3 separate regions of the Homo sapiens genome follow, and regions 1 and 2 are each linked to region 3. A link is a contact called in ENCODE Hi-C or POLR2A ChIA-PET data. All regions are on one chromosome and are shown on one strand. Each heading gives the region's core, a stretch centred on a gene start or an enhancer-like site at or near the end of the contact. The rest is flanking DNA. Distances are from core to core; before and after follow the strand shown.

What was found. Hi-C counts contacts between places; a loop is a spot of excess contacts on that map. ChIA-PET counts read pairs that join two places held with the same protein, here RNA polymerase II (POLR2A). Pooled maps may share reads with other maps.
Region 1: a map of gastrocnemius medialis shows a loop between it and region 3 (6-fold over the local background). The contact joins two enhancer-like sites. A Hi-C loop is called at or near these places in 24 of 168 maps with a recorded cell type or tissue (GM12878, GM13977, OCI-LY7 and 6 more), 25 of 37 single-sample maps with no recorded cell type and 18 of 50 pooled maps.
Region 2: a loop to region 3 is called in a pooled map, with 2.6 times the contacts of the local background. The contact joins two enhancer-like sites. A Hi-C loop is called at or near these places in 1 of 37 single-sample maps with no recorded cell type and 7 of 50 pooled maps. POLR2A ChIA-PET finds 5 or more read pairs at or near these places in 2 of 52 experiments (MCF 10A and activated T-cell).

The regions. Positions count from the first base shown.
Region 1 is chr6:163,707,391-163,710,441 of GRCh38, reverse strand. No RefSeq gene overlaps it. Among named protein-coding and RNA genes, the nearest start is that of QKI, 290 kb to the right of the region's middle. RefSeq lists an enhancer at 1,989-2,108. Within about 2 kb of position 1,711, at least 7 of the 41 ENCODE cell types and tissues checked have a DNase peak (open chromatin) inside an H3K27ac peak, as active enhancers do; they include gastrocnemius medialis, heart right ventricle, left ventricle myocardium inferior and 1 more, where a contact is called at or near this core.
Region 2 is chr6:163,779,662-163,782,385 of GRCh38, reverse strand. No RefSeq gene overlaps it. Among named protein-coding and RNA genes, the nearest start is that of QKI, 370 kb to the right of the region's middle. RefSeq lists an enhancer at 825-1,359. Within about 2 kb of position 1,250, at least 6 of the 41 ENCODE cell types and tissues checked have a DNase peak (open chromatin) inside an H3K27ac peak, as active enhancers do.
Region 3 is chr6:163,955,388-163,958,337 of GRCh38, reverse strand. The region is part of intron 4 of LOC105378102 (a long non-coding RNA gene); the gene reads right to left. Among named protein-coding and RNA genes, the nearest start is that of QKI, 540 kb to the right of the region's middle. Within about 2 kb of position 1,542, at least 4 of the 41 ENCODE cell types and tissues checked have a DNase peak (open chromatin) inside an H3K27ac peak, as active enhancers do; they include gastrocnemius medialis, heart right ventricle, left ventricle myocardium inferior and 1 more, where a contact is called at or near this core.

The DNA.
Region 1 (3,051 bases), core at 462-2,961, 250 kb after region 3:
GATTTTAGGAAGACATTTTATATTCATAATCAAATATTGAAAGGAGAGGGCCCTTATAGCTAATCTGGCTCAAAATCAGCTTTCTGAGAGGATAAGGATGCTCAGGAACCACTGATTTAGGCTGGTCTACAAAATGCTGCTAAGTGTCAACAGCCTGTTGAAAGTGGCATCGCCCTTCCCTAACCTCTAGTGTCTGTTTGTGGGTGTGCTGAGGAGCTAGGAAGTGCCCATAGCCTTCAGGGAGTATCTAGTGTGGTGGCGAATGGGCAGCCCTTTAAAGCCTGTGCTTCGTGCCCAGCAAAGAGCATTCCCATCAACTCTGTTATTTCAACAGGACTGGGTCCTGGGACCTGGCAAGGAGAACCAGTGGCCCTGGACTCTAGGTTCTGCCCTGGGCTGCCCAGATCCAGCCAGGAAGAGCCCAGGGTTGGCAGGGGATGAGACGTGGGGGCTCCATTGACTGAGCTGCCTAAGTACACGCTGCTGCCTTCCATCCTGCACCCCTTCCCTGCTTGGCCACAGTCAGAGCCAAACTGGAATGAACTGCACTGAAGAGAGAAGTGGCTGCCTCCCCTCCCTCCCTGGGCCACAGCCCTGGCTTCCTCTCCTACAGGAAGGGAGGTAAAGCCGCTCCTTATGAAGGATGTGGACTCAGGAGGGGCCACACACAAAGGGGAGCCTGTCACATGGGGGGAGCAAGTCAGGATGTTACTAACAATCAAAAGCTTCCTTCAAAGGTTCCTGTTTAATTAAAAATTTCAAAGCGTAGGACTTCCAACCTGCTGGTCTCCCCAGGACACCCTGAGGGTCTCAGGGGAGGGTGCACTCAGACAGATGGTGCCTCCCCACCCTATCAGCCACCCCGGCCTCTCTCCTCAGTATCTCCAATATAGGGTTACCTCTTAGGTGGTCCTAGAGAACATTTTATTCTAGTGGTCACCTGGCTGAATGCACAGACGTCCCCTGGGACATCTTGCTGGCGCAGAGAGGGGGGCCTGAGGATACCATCACGGGCAGGCACCGTTCCCAGGACAGGGAGAGAGGAAGCAGATTCGTGCCCTTTCTTCATGGTGGGCTCATCACTGAACAGAAAGGAAATCACTGTCAGTCACTCCAGCTGCCAACCTGGGTCTCCCTTCTGCTGCTGCTGGGTAGCAGGCAGTTTTGGTGACCCCAGGTCATGCACCCAGGGGGATTTATTGCCAAGGTTCCTGGAGGACATCTGCCCCCACTGTTCCCTTTGGAGCGTCTCAGTAAGAGAACCCGTAATGTCTAAAAATAGTGCATGTCAAACTTCATAAGGTTCTAGAAAGAGGCCTAAGTATAGTTATCCACTAATAAATTAAGCCGATTTTGAGAAAGATTAGCTATAGGGGGCCTTCTCAAGATTTGATTACGAAGATAAAGTGCTGTATTAAAATATTACAGACTATTTGTAAAGCAGTATGGCACATAAAATGAATCTCAAAATAATAGTAAACATTTAAATAGCATGGATCTTTTTGCCTTGTATTTTATAATCATTTTTCAATCCTTATTATACTAAAAGCCCAGGATTCTCATTTTGTGGATATGGGGAAAAAAAAAAAAAAGCAAGTCTAAGCAAATAACAAGAAATCTGGTTTCACAACTCCTAGCCCAGTTAAGTTCTCGGGACAGAATGAGGTCCAACGTGGTCAACAAACATGACATCATGCCACCCACGAGCTGGACACGCGACACCTGGGGCTCCAGCTGGCCATGCAAAAGGGTGAGGTCTCCATCCCTCCTTCCGTGACAAAAGTAAGCTCTCCTTTCTGAAGAGCCCTCAAGCCAGAGACTGAACCCCCAAATAAAAATACAACAGAGGTCAGCTCTGAGAAACCAAAATGACTCATCACCTCACCTCCTGTCCTAAGTCCCTGGCTTCTCACACTCTCCCCTCTTGACTGTGTTTCGAGGCAAGGAAAATACCTATCATTGCCAATTATGGAACCTGTTACCAATGAAGGCCACCTTGGCTGCAAACTTATCTTTGATATGGGACATTCTCCATTGCTTGTGGTGGAGAGAACAGACCCTTTTCCCTTCTATGGTAATATGCCCCAATGGAGGTTTTCCACCACGTGAATAATCTAGACGACAGGTTTTCTGTGTAGCATCTTATGCCAATCTACGTCCCTCGTGCACAGCTTTGGAGAAGGGTCCATAGCTCTGTCTAGAGGCCCGTCCACCCTGAGCCCAGAACATCTCCATCCCTCAGGCGGCCGCCTGCAGCAGTGCAGCTGGAGGAAGTAAGTATTTTAGAGCATGTTTTCATACCTTGCTACTAGAGAAGTGGCAAAGCACTCTTGTTTTTGAGAAGTGATAACCTCTTAGAGATGAAAAAGGAAAAAGCTAAGGGGAAGCACTGAGCTGGGGAAACTCTTACAAATCAAGAATCTTATAGCAGAAGAGTTTTGCTTCTTTTGGAAACTGAATCAGTGTCACTAGTGGAATTACACCCCCGTGGGGGATGGGGGGGCACTGTTGTCTGGCAAACAGTGCAAGTCATTTGTCACACCTAAACACGACTAGGTTACCCTCAGCTACACCGTGTCTCCCACCGTGTGACCTGTGATTTCTTCCTGCTCTCCTTTCCATCTGTGTCCATAAAGACTTGGAGTGAGATCCGGTTTGCTTTTCTGCCTCCTCTGTCCTATTTGCCAGAGAAAACATTCTGGAATTCCTCCCAGGAACCTTCCCCCAGTGGTTTCTGTCCAGCCATCCGCATTCTGTCCTTTGGGGAAATATTTCTCCTACCATTCTGCACCAGCAGGTGTGCTAACGTAAGCCTGTGCACGAGCACCACTTTGCCTGAAGATCACATCTGTCACAGGAGTGTCTGTTCTGTGGACAACACTGAGGAACGCCTCTCTTTCCTCATGCCAAGCCACTAGCCCTCCACAGACACTTTCTAAAAACTGCCACCCACATCACAAATGGCTGCTTTTACTTCTCTCTCTACTCTCCCAGCTCGTTTTAAATGCTCCAGCTTAAATTTATCACATGTCCTCACTGGAGTTTACGGAT
Region 2 (2,724 bases), core at 1-2,500, 180 kb after region 3:
TGGCTCACTGTAACCTCTGCCTCCCGGGTTCAAGTGATTCTCCTTCCTCAGCCTCCCGAGTAGCTCGGATTTCAGGCGTGCACCACCACACCCAGCTAATTTTTGTATTTTCAGTAGAGACGGGGTTTCTCCATGTTGGTCAGGCTGGTCTCAAACTCCTGACCTCAGGTGATCCACCTGCCTCAGCCTCCCAAAGTGCTGGGATTACAGGCATGAGCCACTGTGCCCGGCCACTTGTACACGATTTCTCAAAGAAGAGGAGGCAACACCTTCTTTACACCATCCCCTGAATTGGGGAAGTCACCTTATCCTCCTCATAGGTCTTTTGGAAAATCATTATCTAACATAGATAACTATTCTTTCATTCGACCAATACATGGTTAGAGCTTGCTGAATATTCACTGCTGTACTAAGTGCTATGGATATTGCCTGACGAAGTGGGAGGCTAGAAGATTTGACATTATGGATTTGTTTATTTATTTATTTATGTTTTTTTTTTTTTTTTTTTTTGAGACGGAGTCTCACTCTGTTGCCCAGACTGGAGTGCAGTGGCACGATCCCTGCTCACTGCAATTTCTGCCTCCTGGACTCAAGCAATTCTCCTGCCTCAGCCTCCTGAGTAGCTGGGACTACAGGAGTGCGCCACCACTCCTGGCTAATTTTTGTATTTTTAGTAGAGACAGGGTTTCACCATGTTGGCCAGGCTGGTCTCGAACTCCTGATCTCAGATGATCCACCTGCCTCAGCCTCCCAAAGTGCTAGGATTACAGGTGTGAGCCACCGTGCCCAACCTGGATTTATTTTAAAAGAAACAATATGAAAGCTATGCTTGTGGCACCTCAGATGGGAGTAGAGGACTATTTAGGGGGGCTGCTTTTAGCTGGTAAAGGCCCAAATGCCAAGAGACATTTAGATTGGGGTCCAGAGTTATGACCCCATAGACATCGGCAGCTGAATTTTAACAAATCCACAGATGATCAAAATTCTGTCCTGGAGCCAGCAATTTACTCTGGTTGGAAATGTAAGCCCCAGGCAGCAGCTGTTTTTGACCCTCACCCTGGCATGGAGTCTTTCTCACAAATGGCCCTCACAGCTGGGAGTTTCAAACAGTCTATTCTTTCAAAGCAGTTGTTCCCTAAAGCATTTGTCCTGTCTGCCCAGGATTTTCCAGAGCCCGGGACCAACGTTACTGGAGTCAGCCTGTTGTTCCACACCGAAGCACAGGCCAGCTGCCCACCCAGGGCTGGCAGTGAATCTGAGGCCGAGCCCAAATGGTATCAACTTACTTGCAGCTGTCCTTACCAGAAGCCCAATAGGCCCTCAGCATAATTCCCCTACGTGTTTAAAAAAAAAAAATCTTTCTATGCTGTGGTGAGAAGACTCATAGACTCTGCTTTCTTCTGCACAGCTCTGACAGCAGGGAGGTAAACTCGATGTCCAAAGAGATGATGCAAAATTGATTTCTCATTAAAGTAGAAATTTTAAACTTAAACAGGGAAATATCATCCTTTTACAAAATACTGCTTATTTAGGGATCTGGATAACTTGCATGTATCAAGAATTCTCCTACATTGGTATTTCCACAGTGGGGACAGTGGTTGAATCGCTAGAAGTTACAAATATTCCTCTTTCAAAAGCAAAGAAACAGGGTGATTGATTACCTCAGGTGGGAAAAGAGCAACACAAGGCTATTATGCAAGTGTTTTTGGTCAATCAGCTGTTTCAACACAAAGGGAGAGAGAAGTTCTTGATTAGGTGAGCCCTGATAATTAAGGGTGACCTTCACTGAGGGAAATTTATTCAATTTATCAATAGTTAATAATGAAAAGTCATCTCACCTGAAAAGGATGCATCATAAGCAAAATGGGGCTCTTCAAGGAACTTGTCTAAATAGGAAATACTATTTTCACTTAAGTTTAATTTGATGACAACCATATAATAATATACTTTTTTTGTTTAATATTCATGCATGTGGGTTTTTTGCAGACTCTTAGAAGATTATTTTCTGAGTATTAGCTTCTCAATCTCAAACTTCTTAAAGGTTAAACCAATGGTGATGAAGACTCTCTCTGTCAAATCTCTTTCTCAGTTAAAAAGAAAAAAAAAAACATCCAAGGTGTTTAAGAGAGTCACTGAACTTCATGAATGCATTTAAAGCCAAAAAAAAAAAATCCATGCATGCAACAGAAAAGATTAGAGATTCTGAAGGCACTTAAAATTGTTTATAAAATTTACAGATAATCTGAGGAAAAGTATTCTTATCGAAGTCAACTCAGCTTAGGGTCCTAGTTTCCAAGACACATAAAGCACAAGCATAGATAAATGCAATGTGTCATTCTGAATGATTTGTTTTCTCTTTTCTTTTCAAGTAAACTGAAAACTTGCTGATACCTGCAGCCCAGCTTTCTTTTATTCCCACTGCATGCCCTAACACAAAACTACACATGCTCGTCTAGCGAGTGGATAACAGAAGAAAAATATTATCTACCTGGGCACTCATTATGATGATTAACAAGTGTAACTTCTTTACTCCTCACAACAATCCTCTAAGATGCATAACTGTGTCTGCATTTAACAAAGGGGAGTCATTTTTCCGAATTTGCCCTTCTGGTAGGTGAGCAAGCAGAAACGGCAGCAAACGGCTGAGGGGCTGCCACGTCTGTGCTCTTTTCACTTGCCACACCAACCCTGCCACAAATGTGAGGATGCAATTACAGTCACGTC
Region 3 (2,950 bases), core at 293-2,792:
CTGAGTAAAGCAGCTCTTCCTAAAGCTGAGAATCTTAGCAGAATGAATAAACCAAATGGCAGCAGTCCGGTAAGCACTGTATGACCCTAATCATTCTGACCATTTTGTACCACGTTTTACAGTGGCCTGATTAAATAGGAGAGAATCCACGTGACATGGTGCTCCTGAGAACAAAGCTAAAGTATGCCAATCAAACCATGTGCCCTGGAGGAAAAACTTGGGGCACTCTCTTCTAGCAGCTAATAAAAAATAGGACAACACTTGAATTCTACACGGAGAACTGTTTCTTACATTTAGTTGATACAGTAAGAAGTAACCAGCTACAGAGAAATCACAAGATCTGGATTAGACCAGAACATTTGTTTATTAAAATGTAATTTAAGTAATCAGAACCTTGTGAATGTTTCAAACTGGAAACCCTAGAAAATCTAAGTTTTCTCATGAGATATTTTCTAGTAAACACTTCCATTGCCCAGTCACACCTATAAAGTGAGTATGCACCTGTGTATGATCCCATAAGAGCACTTTTAAAGTAACAAAACCACTATAATATGAAGAGTAATATGATAATTTCCTTTTCAAACACTGATTTTATGAGAAGCGCTTGATCCCAAAATACCTGTATGAGACCAGCTCACTCTTTCCTACATAGAATCAATACTTTATTGGCCTATAAATCTAAGATGCATATAATTCTTAAGTCTTCTTTTCAAACACTGCTAACTGTTAAAGTATGTCCATTAAAACTAAGGAAAAATCATTTTTATAAAATATGGATGAACCTATGTCTAAACGAAGATATTCATAAAGATAGCACAAAAAATGAGCCAAGACTCAAATGAATAAAAACTTCCCTGACTATCCAAGTGCCAAGCATTGTGTCTCTCAGCATTAGAATATTAAGAAATAGCCTTCCCGCAGTTGTATGTACAGTGGTATAATTAGAATAAAATTGAAGTATTCTTTGAAACAGAAGCCTTAGAAAAATGAGTGAAGAACATCAGTGGATTTCCTAAACTGATATTCTGCGAAGCACTCTTCCAAAAACATTAATAAATGTGCCACAAAATAAATGCCCATGGTCAAACAAGTTTAGGAAAAACTCTGTTGTACAAAATGCACTTTTCATATTAAAGGCACTGAGAAGTTCTGCAACAAAGAATCATGTTTAATTGTATTTAATCCACCATTTCCAAAATTTGAAATGAGAAAATATAATACCCACCCCACTGCTGGCATACCTTTTATTAACCAAAAGAATCATTTCTTAGGAAATTCTAATTTGAGAAACAATAGATCGTTTAAAGAGATCTGGTATTTGCCTTTCTTACCCAAACTTTCAAAAGGAAAGGAAGTGTATTGAAAAAATAATTTGAGGTTTTATTGACTCATGCTGTCAGTCGAATGCTTTCTGTCCATTTTTTTCACGAATTGGGTATATTCCAGCCTCCTGGTCTCCCAGCCTTGGGGAGTGACCTTCCGTTTCCAGGGGAAATACAGGTGCCCAGAACTTCCAGCAGGGGGCTCTGTCCGCTAGCACTGACTGTGAAGGACTCAAAGCTGGTTCAAGGTTAAGATGGCTCAACAAGTGACGAGCCAGAAATGTCATCTGGCCACTAGGACGCCGCATTATGAAAGTGTGATCATGGTTCAAGAACGTTGCCATGAGGAAAATCTGTGCACGGAATTACTATTATTAGGTTTTATCGTGTGTGCATTTTCAAACATAGTAAGACAGCCCAAAAGGGAAAAAGTAGAACAAGCCAAAAAGTATTTTAAAAAAATAATTATCCAATTATAGGGCTCCTGTTGAAAATATTAAAAGAACTTAAAAGTTTCCCTACATGGTTGACAACTCAAGTATGCCCACTTTCTATCAAAAATAATGCAGAAAATACAAAATGCGAGAGAAAAGTTGAAAATAAATGGAAATAAACTACTTCCATTGAAACAAGGGACAAATATAACTCTTCAGAAATAATGTCTGCAAATGAGAGAAGCACATTGTTTTGAGGAAGCTGTATTTTGATGATGTTCACCCCTATAATCTGGATTATTTTTTCTTAAACTCTTTCTTCCATATCCCCAACATCCACCTTCTCCAGAAGGGATCAAACCAAAGCAAAAACGTGCTGTAAAAGATTTACAAATTAAATTGCTAAAGAATGGAAAATACTTGATTTAAGGTGAAAGCCGCACCACTTTAGCCAGAAGAGTTGGAAAGATGACAAATAAAGTGGCCAAGCAAGAAGATCAAAGGTGCAAAATAGACTTAATGGACACACACAGCTTTCTGCCCTTCCTTTAGTTGCCAGGGATGGTGGCTTATTGAAGGCATACGTAGTATTCCCACTGGGAGAGAAATGTGCAGCATGACAGGTGCAAGTGGCTAGTAAATTACGGCATTTGCAGGAGAGAGGAACACTTTATTCCCTCCCAAGCCTTAGGAGAGTGTATACATAACACACCCCTCATGGGTAAGACAATCAAACGTGGCCATTCTCTTGTTGAAATGCCACAACTATCTCTATAAATAATCCAAAAGAGAAAAGCAAATAGACCACACACTGATTTTCATGTACTCATGTGTTGCTTCTGAGAACATGATTACTTTTATCCTATGTTTTGATCTTACTAAGGATCAATGTTATATAAAGGTGTTATTTCCACATAGCCAGTACTTTTATGTACTTTTCATTTTCCCCAGGAAAGCTACTATTGGAATGGGTACATGATGTACACTGTAAAGTTTTGGCAGGAGGCAGAATTGCAGGGGGATACAATGTAATGTACGTAAATGATAATACCAAGCATTTGCGCTTAGATTGGGTCTCAGTCTTTTCATTGGAAATGTGACTTCAGGGAAGAGAAGCTGAAGAATGTCCATTCCTCTGGGCATACCTCATGCAAGCAAGGCTCTGCAGACCATGTGGTGACTATTTCTAGCAGC